Regions from separate parts of the Homo sapiens genome. Here region 1 is linked to region 2. Evidence: chromatin loops called from intact Hi-C (ENCODE). Cell type or tissue: MCF 10A. All regions are shown on one strand.

What was found. Peaks named below come from ENCODE experiments on the same cell type or tissue, not always from the same donor. Only the 100,000 strongest peaks of a DNase experiment are listed, where the experiment ranks them.
Region 1: it touches region 2 in a loop (6-fold over the local background); 5 of 110 quality-filtered maps call a loop at or near these places.

The regions. Positions count from the first base shown.
Region 1 is chr11:9,968,521-9,976,520 of GRCh38, reverse strand. It overlaps SBF2 (SET binding factor 2), which reads left to right. Exons shown (of 40, transcript NM_030962.4): 14 at 7,976-8,000. Among named protein-coding and RNA genes, the nearest start is that of LINC02709, 210 kb to the right of the region's middle. In MCF 10A, a CTCF peak has its summit at 3,445 (motif pointing right); a DNase peak (open chromatin) is centred at 3,420.
Region 2 is chr11:10,731,585-10,739,584 of GRCh38, reverse strand. No RefSeq gene overlaps it. Among named protein-coding and RNA genes, the nearest start is that of CTR9, 16 kb to the left of the region's middle. In MCF 10A, a CTCF peak has its summit at 3,608 (motif pointing right); DNase peaks (open chromatin) are centred at 3,314 and 3,684.

The DNA of each region.
Region 1 (8,000 bases), 760 kb after region 2:
GGCTCAAGCGATCCTCCCACCTCACGCTCCCAAGTAGCTGGGACTACAGACACTTACCACCATACCTGGCTTTGTCTGACAGTTTTAGAAAAAGTTAAAGGAAATATTAAAGAACTTAAAATTCTGTGTAAAATAATATCAGATATCTGGGCCAGGCGCAGTGGCTCACGCCTGTAATCCCAGCACTTTGGAAGACCGAGGCGGGCAGATCATGAGGTCAGGAGTTGGAGACCAGCCTGCCCAACATGGTGAAACACATCTCTACTAAAGATACAAAAAATTAGCCAGGTGTGGTGGCATGTGCCTGTAATCCCAGCTACTCGGGAGGCTGAGGCAGGAGAATCGCTTGAACCTGGGAGGCAAAGGTTGCAGTGAGCCGAGATCACGTCATTGCACTCCAGCCTGGGCAGCAAGACAAGACTTCGTCTCAAAAAAAAAAAAAAAAAAAGAAGAAGAAGAAGAAGAAGAATATGAGATTTATAATTGTGCCTTATGGATATTTCATTGCCCAGCATTGAACCAAATAGAATCCTAATGGGAGAACAAAACTCAAATACAAGAAATAACTAGTCCAAATCAAATAAAATCTACGCCCTTTACATTTCCGCAAAATGTTAATTTCACTACCAGGTTAATTTCACTACATGTCATCTACACTGATGATATTTATACTGTTTGCCAACTGTGAATAAAGGAATTTTTTAATTATAGGAAGGAAGTAAAATATTGTGATTACCTTTAGAGAGTCAAGACATAGACATAAACGACTTATATAGATAATGATGATGAAATGAAGCCCTGCCCGCAAAGCATAGGCTTCAAATTGAACCCCCCTCCCGTCCTATCTGATTTCTTTGTTCACTTATAAGTCAGGTTTATCATGATCTAATTTTTATATACAGTAAAATGTATACTTTTTAATCTACAGTTACGAGTTTTGACAAATGCATGAAGTCATACAACCACTAGCATCACAATAAGTAGGTAGAGTATTTCTATCACTCCCCCAAAGTTCCTTAATTCTCCTTTATAGTCACATCTTCCCACCACCTCAAACACTTGGCAACCACTGATCAATTTTTTTGTCTGTATAGTTTTGCCTTTTCCATAATGGCATTATGTAGTTTTTTGAGTTTAGCTTCATTCACTTAGCACAGTGCATTTCAGATTCAATCATGTTGCTTCATACAGTTGTTTATTCCTTTTTCTGAGTGGTAATCCACTTTATGGATGGACTAAAGTTTTATTTACCTGTTGACCAACTGAAAGACAATTTTAGCAATAATGAATAAAACCACCCCAAACATTTGCATAAGTTTTTGTATAAATATAAGTTTTCATTTCTCTTGTATGAATACCTAGGAGTGGGAGGCTGGAATATATGGTAATACAATATTTAACTGTATAGGAAACTGCCAAACTGTTTTCTCAAGTGTCTACGTTATTTTGCATTTTCACCAGCAGTATATTAGCATTCCATTTGTGCCACATCTTTACTAACACTTGGTATTGTCAGTTGGTTTCTTTTTTTCTTTTTTTTTTTTTTTTTTTTTTTTTTTTGAGTCAAAGTTTCGCTGTTGTTGCCCAGGCTGGAGTGCCATGGCACAATCTTGACTCATCACAACCTCTGCCTCCTGGGTTCAAGCGATTCTCCTGCCTCAGCCTCCCAAGTAGCTGGGATTATAGGCATACACCACCACACCTGGCTAATTTTATATTTTTAGTAGAGGCGGGGTTTCTCCATGTTGATCAGGCTGGTCTCGAACTCCCGTGAGCCACCCGCCTCGGCCTCGCAAAGTGCTGGGATTATAGGCATGAGCTACTGCACCCGGCTGGTTTCTTTCTTTTCTTTTTTTTTTTTTTTTGGGCGGTGTTGGGGGTGTCTTGTTTTAGCCTTTCCAACAGGTATGTGGTGGTATCTCATTGTGATTCTAATTTGTATTTCAGCAGGTGAGTGAGAGTATAGGACTGTTAGCTGGTCACTGTATGTTGCCTTCGTACTTGTGACAAGAGTACTTGTCTTAGAATAGGAAATCTCTATCTGGAGTCATGAATTAGAGCAGTGGTTCTCAACAGGAGCAACCCTCCCACCCTACTTCATGAAATTGGTCTGGAGACATTTTTGGTGGTCACAGTTGGAGGGACTGTGCTACTGTCATCTAGTGGATAAAGGCCAAAGATACTTCTAAACATCTTACAATACACAAGACACCTACTCTTTATCGCAAATAATTATCAAGCCCAAATGTCAATTAGTGCATAGGTTGAGAAACCCTGAATTAGGGCAACCAGCATATCAAATATTAAAGTCATCTACTTGTATTAAGGATAAGACATTCAGTTGAATGTCTCAGTCATCTCACAAGGATGTGATCCTTGAAAGTCCTATGAAGTTGGAAAATTGAGGATGAGTCATTCCATCAATGTCATGTACACTACCAGGCAACTCTAAAGAGTCCAGTTACGTTTTGACAATGTTTAACAATTTACTCCAGTGACAGTATTGCCATCAACTGTATTAGAAAAAAAATTTGTGTCACTTGCTATCCCACATAGCTCTAAGTATAATTTGTGCACGTTAAATAATTTCAAATACTTGAATTAATCTGGGAAACTTGATAAGCTCTAACAATATCATATTGATTTGTCTTTCAGTGCTGAGACCAATACATAGGAAAAATTTTCTTTTTCCCAAGGTGGCTGTTGCCTACTTTGAATTTCCATTGGGGTTTGGGGCTTTTGTTGTGCCTTGCTTTGCTTTTATTTGAAATTAGTTTCAAGCCTTGTATTCTGTAACCCCTAGGCATATTCTCACTTAGCCTACCAAAGCTGGGGGTAGCTGGGCGTGCTGCAGGGGGGAGGGGTGCTGCAGACCAGATGATGTGTGTATATGTCACTTTTTCATGTCTGAGAAAAATCATTCTACCTCGAATTACTAAAGTATACTCTTAAAGCAGGATTATAGAGACCATTCCTTGAAAATCATTATCCAAATTCAAAATGTAAAAGACAGTGCATTCTGCCAAACTCTTTTCAGTAGTTTATTTTGGTTACTTTGGAAAAAAATGTTGCCAGGTTCACTGTAAGTGTTTAGTTGTCTAGCCCTTGTTTATTACTTTATATTTGCATTTCTCTGGAATCAAAGATGAAAATTTGGCTGCTGCTTTGTACTGTCGGAAAATAACGGATTTCCTTATTTCAACAAGGAGATTCAACACAAAATTTGGCTGTAGCTTTTAATGAGCTTGGTGACGTTCAAGGGACCAGTCCAAACACATCTTGTGTTACAAGTAAAAGCAGATGTTTTTAAGTATATGCAGAATACAGTGAGCCCTACCCTAAACTTCCTCTCATTGCTATTGTCTTCTCAAAAGTCATTTCGCGACCAAGTTAGGTTCAAGGTAGCAAATGTGGTCCTTTACATTTATCATGCTGCCCGTTAGAGGGCAGCAGTATACAGACTCAGGAGCCAGAAAACCAAATATTACTGTATTCTGGGGCATAAGTCTTTTTCGAATCTTCTAAACACAGCTAAATATATCATAATTTAACAAAATCCCTAATCTGCATTTTGGTGTAGAATATCTATATAACTACAGATATTCAACTTTGAACTTTGTTTTAACATGATCTTTTTTACAAGCTTGTAAATTAATGCTTGTAATTCTAAATTGTGTATGGATTTGGTTTACAATATTTCTAATTGCTTCTGGGAAGACTCTATTTAAAACTTATTGGAGGGCTGGGCGTGGTGGCTTACGCCTGTAATCCCAGCGCTTTGGGAGGCTGAGGCTGGTGGATCACGAGGTCAGAAGTTTGAGACCAGCCTGAACAACATAGTGAAACCCCGTCTCTACTAAAAATACAAAAGAATTAGCCAGGCGTGGTGGTGCACACCTGTAATCCCAGCTACTTGGGAGGCTGAGGCAGAAGAATCACTTGAACCCGGGAGGCAGAGGTTGCAGCGAGCAGAGATCGCGCCACTGCACCCCAGCCTGGACAACAAAGTGAAACTCTGTCTCAAAAACAAACAAACAAACAAAAAACATATTGGATACTACTACTATAATTACTAAAATGTAAGTAGTTGGTAATGTGTTGGAAATCTTGGGAGAAAGAGATGGCTTTAGTTATAGAAGCATGGTACCATGCCATAGAATATGCAGAGAATAAGAGAATACATATTTTTTAAATGAATGTAGCCAAAATTTTTGGAAAACAGCCTTTAGATTCATTCTGGGGTGGTGTGTGTGTGTGTGTTTGTGTGTTCTAACAGCTTTACTGTAACAGCTCGTTCAATACTCATAAGAACCTTATGAAGTAGGTACTATATTATTATCTTCCTTACAGATGTGAAAACTACAACACATGGGGTAAGTGAATTGACACTGCACCAGGTCACACTACTAGTAAGTGGCCAAGCTAGAGTTTGAAACGAGGCGTTCTGAAATCAGAGATCATGAACTAAAAATACTTTGTTATACTACCTCTCATTGAATTGTCTAACCTTTCCCCCTGAATTGTCATGCCACCTATCTCTATCATATTTTCTCACATAGTCCTGTTTTGGGGCTCTCTATTCTATTCCATTCATCCTTTTAACCCTTCACTAATAACAGTTGTTGTACTGTATTAATTATTAAAGGTTTATGTAAGTTTTGATATCTGGAAATCTTAACTCTCCCACTTAACTCTTCTTCAGAATTTCCTTGACTATTTTTGGTCTTTGTATGTCCCTATGAAGTTTAGGATGAACTTACCAAATTATAGGACCAACTCTTTAGAGATTTTGACTAGAAGTGATATGTGCATCCTTCTTTTTCTTTTTCTTTTTCCTTTCTTGAGACAAGGTCTCACTCTGTCACCCAGGCTGGAGTGTGGTGGTGCAATCACAGCTCACCACAGCCTCCATCTCCCAGGCTTAAACTATCCTCCTCCCTCAGTCCCCTGAGTAGCTGGGACCATGGGCAGGCACCACCATGCCTGGCTAATTTTTTATTTTTTTGTAGAAATGGGGTCTCACTATGTTGCCCAGACTGGTCTTGAACTCCTGGACTAAAGTGATCTGCCCACTCCGAACTCCCAAAGTGCTGAGATTACATAAGCATAAGACACTGTGCCTGGCCAATGCATCCTGCTTTTTCTAAACCACCCCAAGTCATTTTTGGAAAAAGACAGAAGACAGATAATATAACAATAGAGAAAAATATATATATATAACTAGAAAAAATACTGGTGTTACTAAGATTATTTCTACTTTTATTTTTCCAAGTTTTAAATTTTATTATAAATATTTACTTCATGGGAAATATATTTAGAGTTTTAATTTTTATTATAAAGAAAATATAGATAGAAACCAAAGTAATGAATATACTTTAAATAATTCAGACCTCAAGATCCATATGAATTACCTGGCCAGCCTGAAAAAAAAGATACCTACCCAATATGTTTTAGAGAATTGATATTTATTATTTTTGGGAAGACAGTATATGAGTAAGAGTCATGCCTAAAGAACAGAGAAGAACAAAAACACTACTTTTTGAAAAGGGCAGTTTTAGACACTACAGGCCAGTGACATTGGTGTTAAGTCCAGACAGAATTGTAAAACACTTTTTCAACATTTGGTTTAGAAAGAGTGATTACTAAGAGTTGGACTAAGGATTTACTTACTTATTTTTCCCTGTCTTTGCTAGATATGGGGGGAAATACAGAGCATGTATGAGAGCTGCTTTGGCAAGAACAGATTTTAAATCTGATTTCACCTTCTGAGGAGCCTTATATAAGATAAGCTTAATTATATAACTTAGGCAAAGTTGTTTTCCCTGCATCACATAATAAGGACTAGAGCAAGAACTGGAACCCATGTGTTTTGACACTTACGGCAGTGGGAGGAAGCAGTGTGTTTCTATTATATTGCTGAGGCATACTAGCTATATCATCTGCCTTAGCCCAACATTTTCTTTATCTAGGTCTGGGCCATATAACCAAAAAGAATTGTGGGGAGCAGCCCTAAGAAGTGATGGCAGTTGGCCATTTTAAGTGTCAAGAGGATGTATGGGAGGCTGAGGCGGGTGGATCACGAGGTCAGGAAATCAAGACCGTCCTGGCTAACACAGTGAAACCCTGTCTCTACTAAAAATACAAAAAATTAGCCGGGCGTGGTGGTGGGCCCTGTTGTCCCAGCTCCTCGGGAGACTGAGGCAGGAGAATGGTGTGAACCCGGGAGGTGGAGCTTGCAGTGAGCCGAGATCACGCCACTGCCCTCCAGCCTGGGCGACAGAGCAAGACTGCGTCTAAAAAAAAAAAAAAATAGGATATATGGGATAGTATTGAGTTTAATCTACAGCATGAATAACATAAGTTCAGTGGGAATAAGGAATTTTCTGGTCGCAAAGAATAAGTGTTAGAATTGGTCAAGAATAGTTGTAAAGCAGCCTTCCCTAGAGAACTTTATGAAAGAATGGATTCCATTCTACCTGGAGTGTTTGAGATCTAATCCTGCTTAACTAGATGACTAAAAAGTTCATGCCAACCCAAAGAGTCTACAAAAATATTAGCTGACACATTTAATTCAATTCTTGCAATCCTTATGTGTGTTCAGCATTGTGTCCCCCTCATTAAGATGCAGTGGGAAGAGCTTTAGAGTGCCTGCTGTGTGCCAGGCAGTTTCTAGATGCAGTAGGTATACGTCTACTCTCATGGAGCTTTATTTTATGGAGAGAAGGATAGACAATAAACAAGTTAAATAAAATGTAAAGTATGTGAGAGAGTGATAAGTGATATAGAGAAAAATATAACAGGGATAGGGAGTGTGTTGGGGAAGAGAGTATAATTTAAGATAAGGTGATTGGGAAAGGTGGCTTTTGAGCTAAGAAATGCAAGAAAGGAAGGAGGATGCTGTACAGATTCATGGGGCACAGGCATTCCAGGCAGAGAGAACAGTTAAGTGCAAAGGCTTTGAGTCAGGAACAAGAAGTTCTGTGTGTCTAGAGCAGAAAAAAATGAAAGAAATCATGGCAGGACACATCATATAGAAAGGCCAGATCTTGTAGGGTGTTGTAAGTTGTTTTAAGAACTTTGGGTTTTATTGTGAGTGAGATGACAAGCCATTGGAATGAACAGAACGGTTATGTGATGAACTGACATACTCTTAACTAGATCACATAGTCTGCAGTGTTGAATGAAGGAGTACAGGTGGAAGCAGGGAGACTAGGAGACTGTTGTATTGCTGTAACGTGAGGTGTTGACTTGAACCAAAGTGTTGTGAAACTGGCCAAGTTGTAAACATTTTAAAGGTCAAGTCCACAAGATCTGCAGAGGAATGGATAGTTGGGTGTTAGAGAATGGCATTAAAGATAACTCTAAGCTTTTTGTCTAAATGATTGGAAAAAATAAATGTGCCATTTACTGATGTGAGGAAGACTGAAGAAAGCAGGGATAGAGGTGGGTGAAGATTAAGAGCTGCATTCTGGACATAGGTTTAGAATTTTTTAAAAAATCCAAGTGAAAATATTGTATAGAGAGTTAAACATGTGGGTATGGGGTTTAGGAGAAAACTTGTTTAAAGAAAAAAACTTGTGAATTGTTGGTATTTTTATGGTTTAAAGATAGGAGACTGGAAGTGATCACCAAGGAATGAATGTTAATAGAAAAAAGACCCAAGGACTGAGCCCTGAGATATTCACATTGTTAAGGGATTAGGGAGATGAGAAATAGACAAAGATGTAGCAAGAAGACCTAGAAACCAAGTAAAGAAAGTGTTCATGGAAGAGGAAGACAGATGCCAAGCTGTATCAGATGCTGCTGATAGAGCATGTAAGAAGAAGTAAGATTTTGGTACTTCATGTTTTATGGCGTATATATGAATGTATGTATAACTACCCAGCTCGTGTCCCTGTAAGCTCCCACTCCCTTCCTGGTGATCTGCCATTGTTATTTTAACTTGGAGTAATTTTACCTATGTCTGATATTACAGGAGAATCCAAATCCTCATATGGCAT
Region 2 (8,000 bases):
ACTATGTTGCCCAGGCTGGTCTTGAACTTCTGGCCTCAAGGAATCTTCCCACCTTGGCCTCTCAAAGTGCTGGGATTACAGATGTGAGCCACCATGCCTGGCCTAGTTTATTCTCTTTAATCACTGTATGGTATTGTGTCATGTGGATGATGGATGATGGATCATTTAGGTACTTTTGATGAACACTTTGGGTTTGGCTTTTATAAAAATTCTGCCATGAAGATTCCTGTACATATATATGGCTCAGTTTTGTAGCTATAATAAACTATTTCTAAATTCTTTGCTATGTGAAAGGATATGTGCCTTTTACATTTTGATAGATTTTGTCAAAGTAACGTGCAATAAGATCGCATCAGTTGTACTACCCTCTCATTAAAAGTGGGTGGCGGTATTCCTTCCCTCATATTCCTGCCAGCACTCGGGAAGACTTTCACCAGTTTAAGTGGAAAGAAAACGTTTTCTCACTATTTTGATTTGCATTTCTTCTACTATACCTCAAGTAGAGCATCTCTCCATATGTTTACAGTCTTTGGAATTTGTTTTTCTATAAACCATTTCTATCCTTTGCACAACTTTCTATTAGTTTGTTCTTTTTTGTTGTTGTTGCATTCATGTGTGTCAGTTCTATTTATGTTAAGAAAAAAAGCTCTTTTACAAATATGTTTTCAATATTTTCCCTGTTTTTGTTTTTGTAGAGATAGGGGGTCTCACTGTGTTGTACAGGCTGTTCTCAAACTCCTGGCTCAAGCAATCCACCTGCCTGGGCCTTCCAAGGTGCTGGGACTGTTTTCCTTATTTTTGAACTGAGTCTTTTGATTTAGTTGTTTTATTTTTCCTTCTTTTTTTGTACCAAAGTTAGATTGCTACTTAGACAAACTTATTAATTTTTTGCCTTATTGCTTCGAGTTTTGGGCTTTTCAAACAAAGTCCTCACCTTTCTTAGATTTGTAATAAATTGATCCACATTCTAAGATATTTTATGATTTTTTTTACAAGTATTTGATTCACTAACACTGTTAGGCTAAGGAGTCAGAGAGGAACTCGCCCTTGTCATCTTAACAGGTACTGACCAGCTGTACTATCACCATTTGTTTACTAATCTCTCTTTTCCCAGGTAATTAGAAATCTCACCTTTACTTTACACTAAATTCCCTGTACATTTGAGTCTACTTCTGATTTTTCTTTGGTTCCACTGATTTCTTCTCTTATATCAAATTGGTTTACTTAATGGAGTTTCAAAATATGTTTTGATATCAGGGTAGACCTGGAAGTGGACATACTTTGGATGGGGCAAATGGAGAAGATCTTGTTGACTAGGTGACAGGTAGGCTGACGTTTGAAGAGTAGGAAGTAACCAGCTTTACAGAGATGAGGCAGGAGCATTCCAGGTAGAGGAAGCTGCATGTACAAGAGCTGGAGGAAGAAAACAGCTTGGCATGCATACAGGAGGTTAAACGAAAAAAAGGCCAGTGGTGAGCACATTAAACGAGGGAGAGAAGGATGTGAAATGGGATGGGGAAGCTAGGCCAGATTTTGTAGGACTTCGTAGACCATGGTAAGGAGCTTGGTTTTGTCCTAAGCACAAAGGGAAGCAGTTAATGAATTTGAAGTAGGAAACTGACATACTCCAATTTCCCAGAGGATGACATCGTCACTCTGGCTGTTATGTGGAGGTGGAGGGGACAGATGTGGAACTTTAAAAAATATCATCGGCTGGATGCAGTGGGTCACACCCACAATCCTAGCACTCTGGGAGGCAGAGGCAGGAGGATGATCTGAGCTGAGGAGTTTGAGAACAGCCTGGACAACTTAGCAAGACCTTGTCTCCACAAAAAAACGTGTGTGTGTGCGTAAATGTGTAAATATTTGGGCTTATCTATATTATAAAGTCTCAGCAAGTGAGCAAGTGATACATTTGCTGAGATGGGGAAGGCAGGTTTGGGAGTGACAGAGCCAGGATTAAATCAGGGTTGAGACACTAAGTTTGACAGATCTGGGAAATCCAAAAGCTGAGAGTGGGCAGGTGGTTCTTTGATATGTGTGGATCTGGAGCCAGAAGGAGGGGTCTAGGTGGAGACACCAATCCAAATAGGAATGTTATTCAAAATCACAGGAATGCAGGAGATGATGGAGGAGAAGTAGAGTGTGGAGAGAGAAGAAAAGAGGGCCCAGGACCAGGCCCAGAGGAGCATCAGCATTTCGAGATGGGTGGAGGTGAAGAAGTCTGCAGGACACTGGTGAGCTGGTGTGGTACGGAGAGCTGGAGGGCATGATCTCCAAATCCCACTTCTTCTTTTTTTAAATTTTTATTTTTATTTTTTTGAGATTGAGTCTCACACTGTCACTCAGGCTGGAGTGCAATGGCATGATCTCTGCTCACTGCAACCTCCACCTCCCGGGTTCTAGCGATTCTCCTGCTTCAGCCTCCTGAGTAGCTGGAATTACAGGTGTCTGCCACCACGCCTGGCTAATTTTTTATATTTTTAGTAGAGTCGGGGTTTCACTATGTTGGCTAGGCTTATCTCAAACTCCTGACCTCATGATCTGCCTGACTTGGCCTCCCAAAGTGCTGGGATTACAGGTGTGAGTTACCATGCCGGGCCTTTTTTTTTTTTTTTTTTTTTTTGAGACGGAGTCTCCCTCTGTCACTCAGTGATGTGAAGTGATCTTGGCTTACTGCAACCTCCCCATCCTGGGTTCAAGCAATTCTCCTGCCTCAGCCTCCTGAGTAGCTGGGACTACAGGCACATGCCACCATGCCCAGCTAATTTTTTAATTTTTTTGGTGGAGACGGGGGTTTCACCATATTGGCCAGGCTGGTCTCGAACTCCTGACCTCAGGTGATCTGCCCACCTCGGCCTACCAAGCTGCTGGGATAACAGGTGTGAGCCAACGCCTCACAACCCCACTTCTCAACCCTTCCATGGCTCCCACAGCACTTAGAATAGAGTCCAAATCCCTTTCCATTCTCATCGAGGCCCTGCCCCCTCTGGCTAACCTCCAGCTATAGCTACTCCCTACCTCTATCACCTTTTCTGGGACCTTCACGACAGCCTTCTTGTGCCTCTCCCTGGAATACCCACCCCAAACCCCTTATCCCTTGGATGTGACTCGTGTTCATGCTTAAGTTGCCTCCTTATCTTCCCTGAAGCTTCCCCTTGTCTTAGTCTATCCCAGCATCTTACTGAGTTCCTTTATCATGATTCACAACTGTGTATTTGTGTATACAGAACAGTGAGCGCCATTTGGGCAAGGATAGTTTCTTTTTGTATCCTTAGTACCAACCCAGTGCCTAGCAAATAGTAGAGGTGCAATAAACATATGACTCATAAATGAATGAATAAGCCCTTTTAATCTTCACCCTGGTCCTGTGAGGTAGGGATTATAACCTCTGTTTTGCTTTAAAAAAAAATCGAGGACATGAGACTCTGAACGACTAGGAAACCGTTCACAGGTTCCAGCACACTGAGAAGTGATGGGTGGGTGAAAGTATTGGTGAACCTGTTCCAGCCTCCAGATCACAGAGGAACATGAAAAGGTTGGCCAAGAGCCCCCGGTGTTCTTGGTGGCTGGTGAGCCCCGGGGCTGTGTAGGCAAGGGCCCAGCAGAGGGCAGCAGAGGGCTGCACTGGACTGGGATCACCGGAGGGAGCAGGCCCTGGGCGGAGCAAGGGGTGGGCGGCCAGGCACTGGGCTGGGACTCGGGGAGATGACCTTGTTTTGTCTAATCCTTTGTAGGACTCTAGAGTGCGCTGATGGAGCGCTTGAGGCAACGTTCCTATTTGTGTTTACATGTGCTGATCCTCACCACAGAGTATAAGGAAGCCGTCTTTCTTACCGTGGGGCCCTTGTTGGAAATGTCACTAAGTTTCTCCAAGGAGGCGGGAGGAGAGGACAGAGGACGGGGGTGGGGGTGACGGAGGGCCCTGAGGTGGAATGGTGAGTACAAATGTGCAAATGAGATTTTTGGCCTTGGCTGCTAGGGGACAAACGTCCTAGGGTGGCCTCCAGCAGTTAGCGCCAGGCAGGGAGCTGGGAAGGCTCTGAGACAGCTGAGTGGGGGAAATAGGAGGTCATAATTGGTTCAGGGACATACATTGTCAGAAATGATTTTCTAGGTTTCTTATGCTCTCTGAATGGATTTCCTTTCTCTTCTCCTTTTTCGTTAGGAAAGTTGTTAAAATTTCCACCCTATCATCTATGCTTAGGGGAAAAGGGATTTTGCTCATAAACGGGGGCGAGGGTTGGGGGATGGGGGAGACCCTTGGGGGCCAGCAAGGTGGTAGCAGCAGAGTCAGAATGGAAGGCCCCAACAAGAATTATATAATGGACAATGGGGACTGGTGGGGGTGGAGGGAAGGTTGGGAGGGGAGTAGGGATAAAAGACTACATATTGGGTACAGTGTACATTGCTGGGGTGACGGGTGCAATACAATGTCAGAAATCACCACTGATGGACTTATCCATGTAACCAAAAACCGCCTATACCCCAAAAACTATTGAAATAAAATAAAATAAAATAAAATTTTAAAAAATAATGCAAGGCACACTTAGTCCAGCATATGGTCTTCTCAACTAATACAAACATACACACACACTTATATGCACAATCACAACATACATGCTTACACAGTCACATCATGTGTACAATACACTCTCATACCCACAAACACACACCTCACACACTGACACATCACACATACACACTGACACAACACAATACACCCACACCCACACCCACACTGAAGAAGGGTCTTTGGGGTGAATATCTGCAGTTGCCATTGCAGGTTCCCCCATCCTATTGTGGTTTAAGTCTAGGATCAAACCAACTCTTAGTTTCAGGGGTCAGTTCCAATTGGCCTAAACCCATCAACATAATCCCTGCCCCCTTGGCATTCCCTTGGCCACTGCGATTGTTTTAGGGGTGGGCATACAACCACACTGATCCCCCAGACATGAGTGAGGAAGCGCTGAGCCCTGGACGCTGTCAGCTGCCTTGTGCTACCTCAAGGAAAGGCTGGTTTAGAAAAAGCTGACTGGGAGGCAGAGGTGAGAAACTTTCAGACAAGCAGAGTTGCAGCCCCCAAAACACTGGGAGCTCTCAACAGCCCGTGCCAGAAGCCCACGTTACCTCTAAACTTTAGATTTTGTAAACCAATACATTGTTTTGGTTGTTTAAGGCATTCAAGTTGGATTTTCTTTCCCTTCCTCCCTTCCTTCCTTCCTTTCTTTCATCTCACTGTGTCACCCAGACTGGAGTGCAGTGGTATGATCATAGCTCACTATAGGCTCAAACTCATGGGCTCAAGCAATCCTCCCACCTCAGCCTCCTGAATAGCTAGGATTACAGGTGGGTGCCACTGCGCCCGGCCATTTTCTGTTTCTTATACCTGAAAATCTCAGAATGGATCTACTGCTCCCAGAACTTTTTTATGGGAAAGCCCAGGAGGGGTCCAGCCTCCTCTTTAAGGAGGACTGCTCCTTCCTCCCCCTCCTTTGTCCTCTTGGTCCTCAAAGTAACCGCATGCACCTGACACAGTTCTTGGAGCCTTATGCATATAACAGAGAAGAAGAAAATAGTATTTAAAACCATGGCCCACTGTAGCCGCTTTGCCTTAAAAAGGAAAGTGACACAATTGAAATCTGTAACAAATCTCTAAATAGATCTTGTTCCTTGCAGAGGCCAAGATGAGATTCCAGCCAATGTTTGGAAATTTCAAAGAGCAGGAAACCTAGGCTGACATGGTGGCTCTCAGGGCACAGGATTATTATTTATATATATAATATATTCAATTATATCAGTATATATTATATATATTTAAATGTATTCATTTAATGAGTGAATTAAGCACCCTAAAAAGTGAGCATTGCTTTCCCCATTTTACAGATTATGAATGAGGCTCAGAGACAGAATCACCCACTCAGCTACAAAGGGGTGGAACTGGGCTTCCAAGCCAGGGCTTCTTGGCTCTAAAGTTTGTGGTTGCCCTTCCAGAACAGAATGCCATTTGCCACCCCCATAGCGGCCTCCTGCCTGTGATTTGGTCTAGGTGGGCTTCTCGGGAAGGGACATGTTAAAGAGGTAGAAGGCAAGTTTTATTTGTATGTTTACTTAACTTCTCATGTTTAGTTAAACTTTCATGGGAGTGACAGAGGGGGGATGGGGAGAATAGAGAAACTCTTTTTTTTCTGAGACAGAGTCTCACTGTGTTGCCCAGGCTGGAGTGCAGTGGCACGATCTTGGCTCACTGCAACCTCCACCTCTGGGGTTCAGGTGATTCTTGTGCTTCAGCCTCCCGAGTAGCTGAGACTACAGGTGCAAGCCGCCACCCAGCTAATTTTGTATTTAGTAGAGATGGGGTTTTGCCATGTTGGCCAGGCTGGTCTGGAACTCCTGGGCTCAGGTCATCTGCCCACCTCTGCCTCCCAAAGTGCTGGGATTACAGGCGTGAGCCACTGCACCTGGCAGAGAAACTCTTATACCAGGATTCTGATCATGGTAGGAAGGAGAAGCCCAGTGGGCCTTGGAAAGTCAAACTCTGCTGGGGAGGCAGTGTGGCATAGTGCTGGGCACACAGGCTTAGAGCCCAGCTAGACTGAATTCAAGTCCCAGGGCCACGGTGTATTAACCGTGATCTCACACAAGTTAATAAACCTATTAAGACTTGAGTTTCTATTAACCTATTAACTTAATAGGTTAATAAACCTATTAAGACCTTAAAAATGAGACCTACCTCCTAAGGTCTTTGAGGAAATCAAACCAAAAACCACAAGTAAAGCACTTAGCATAGTGCCTAGCATCCCTCAAATGATAGCTGTCATCATACACATTAAAATACATAGTGCTTGGAAGATTCGGAGGCATTCTAAAATCCCCTCCTGGTAAACGTTGCCATGCTCATATACTACGCCATACTGAGAGGGCACGGGAAAGCAGCTCATGCACAGTGCTTTTTTCTGTTTTTGGCGCTTGGGAGCAAGCTGGTGGGAAGTGCGGTGGGCTTCGACTCGGACTACCTCTGTCATTGTCTATTGGTATGAAAGGAGAAGGACCTGCTGACTATACAAAAGACCAGTATCCATCATGGAGACATGAGGACAGAGGGATTGAAATATATTTGGTTTTTCGGTGCCAGGAAGCCTGGCACAGAAGAGCTGGTTCTCAGAGATCCGGGTGCCCCCTATCTCTGACATCTGGCCCAGAAATCAAGCTGGAGGAGGTAGGAAATCTGATCACCATGCTTGGCCAGGACCTGTTCAGAGATTGTCAAGGCTGGGATAGGGGTGCAGGTCAGGTCTGCCCTGGGAGCTGGCTAGAAGGAAGGTGAGGCAGGCAAGGCACTCGGGGCACAGCATTTGAAGAGACACTCACTCTCAGGTGCTGACCCTGCACTTGCATGGGCCAGAGAAGGAGTGTCTTCTTCAATTCTGTGTCCTGGGTACCCCCCCTTGACTCCCTAGCTAGCAGGGAGAGAGAGAGAGAGAAAGAGAGAGAGAGAGAGAAGATGCAAGGAAGATGAAAGTCATAGTCCTTTATAGCCTAATCTCAGAAGTGACACCCCATCACTTTAGTCCTATTATGTTAGAAGCAACTCACTCTGTACAGTACACACACACACACACACACACACACACACACACACATGAGGGGACACACCAAGATGTGACTGTAACTGCCTATTGGGTTCTCCTTGCCTGCTGCCTAGACAGAGCCAATTTATCAAGACAGGGAAATTGCAATAGAGAAAGAGTTTAATTCACACAGAGTCAGCTGTGTGGGAGACCAGAGTTTTATTATTACTCAAAGCTGTCTCCCTGAAAACTCGAGGATTGGGGTTCTTAATGATAATTTGCCGAGTAGGGTGTCGGGAAGTGGGGAGTGCTGATTGGTCAGGTGGGATATGAAGTCATAGGGAGTTGAAGCTGTCCTCTTGCACTGAGTCAGTTCCTGGGTAGGGGCCACATGACTGGATGAGCCAGTTTATCAATCTGGGTGGTACC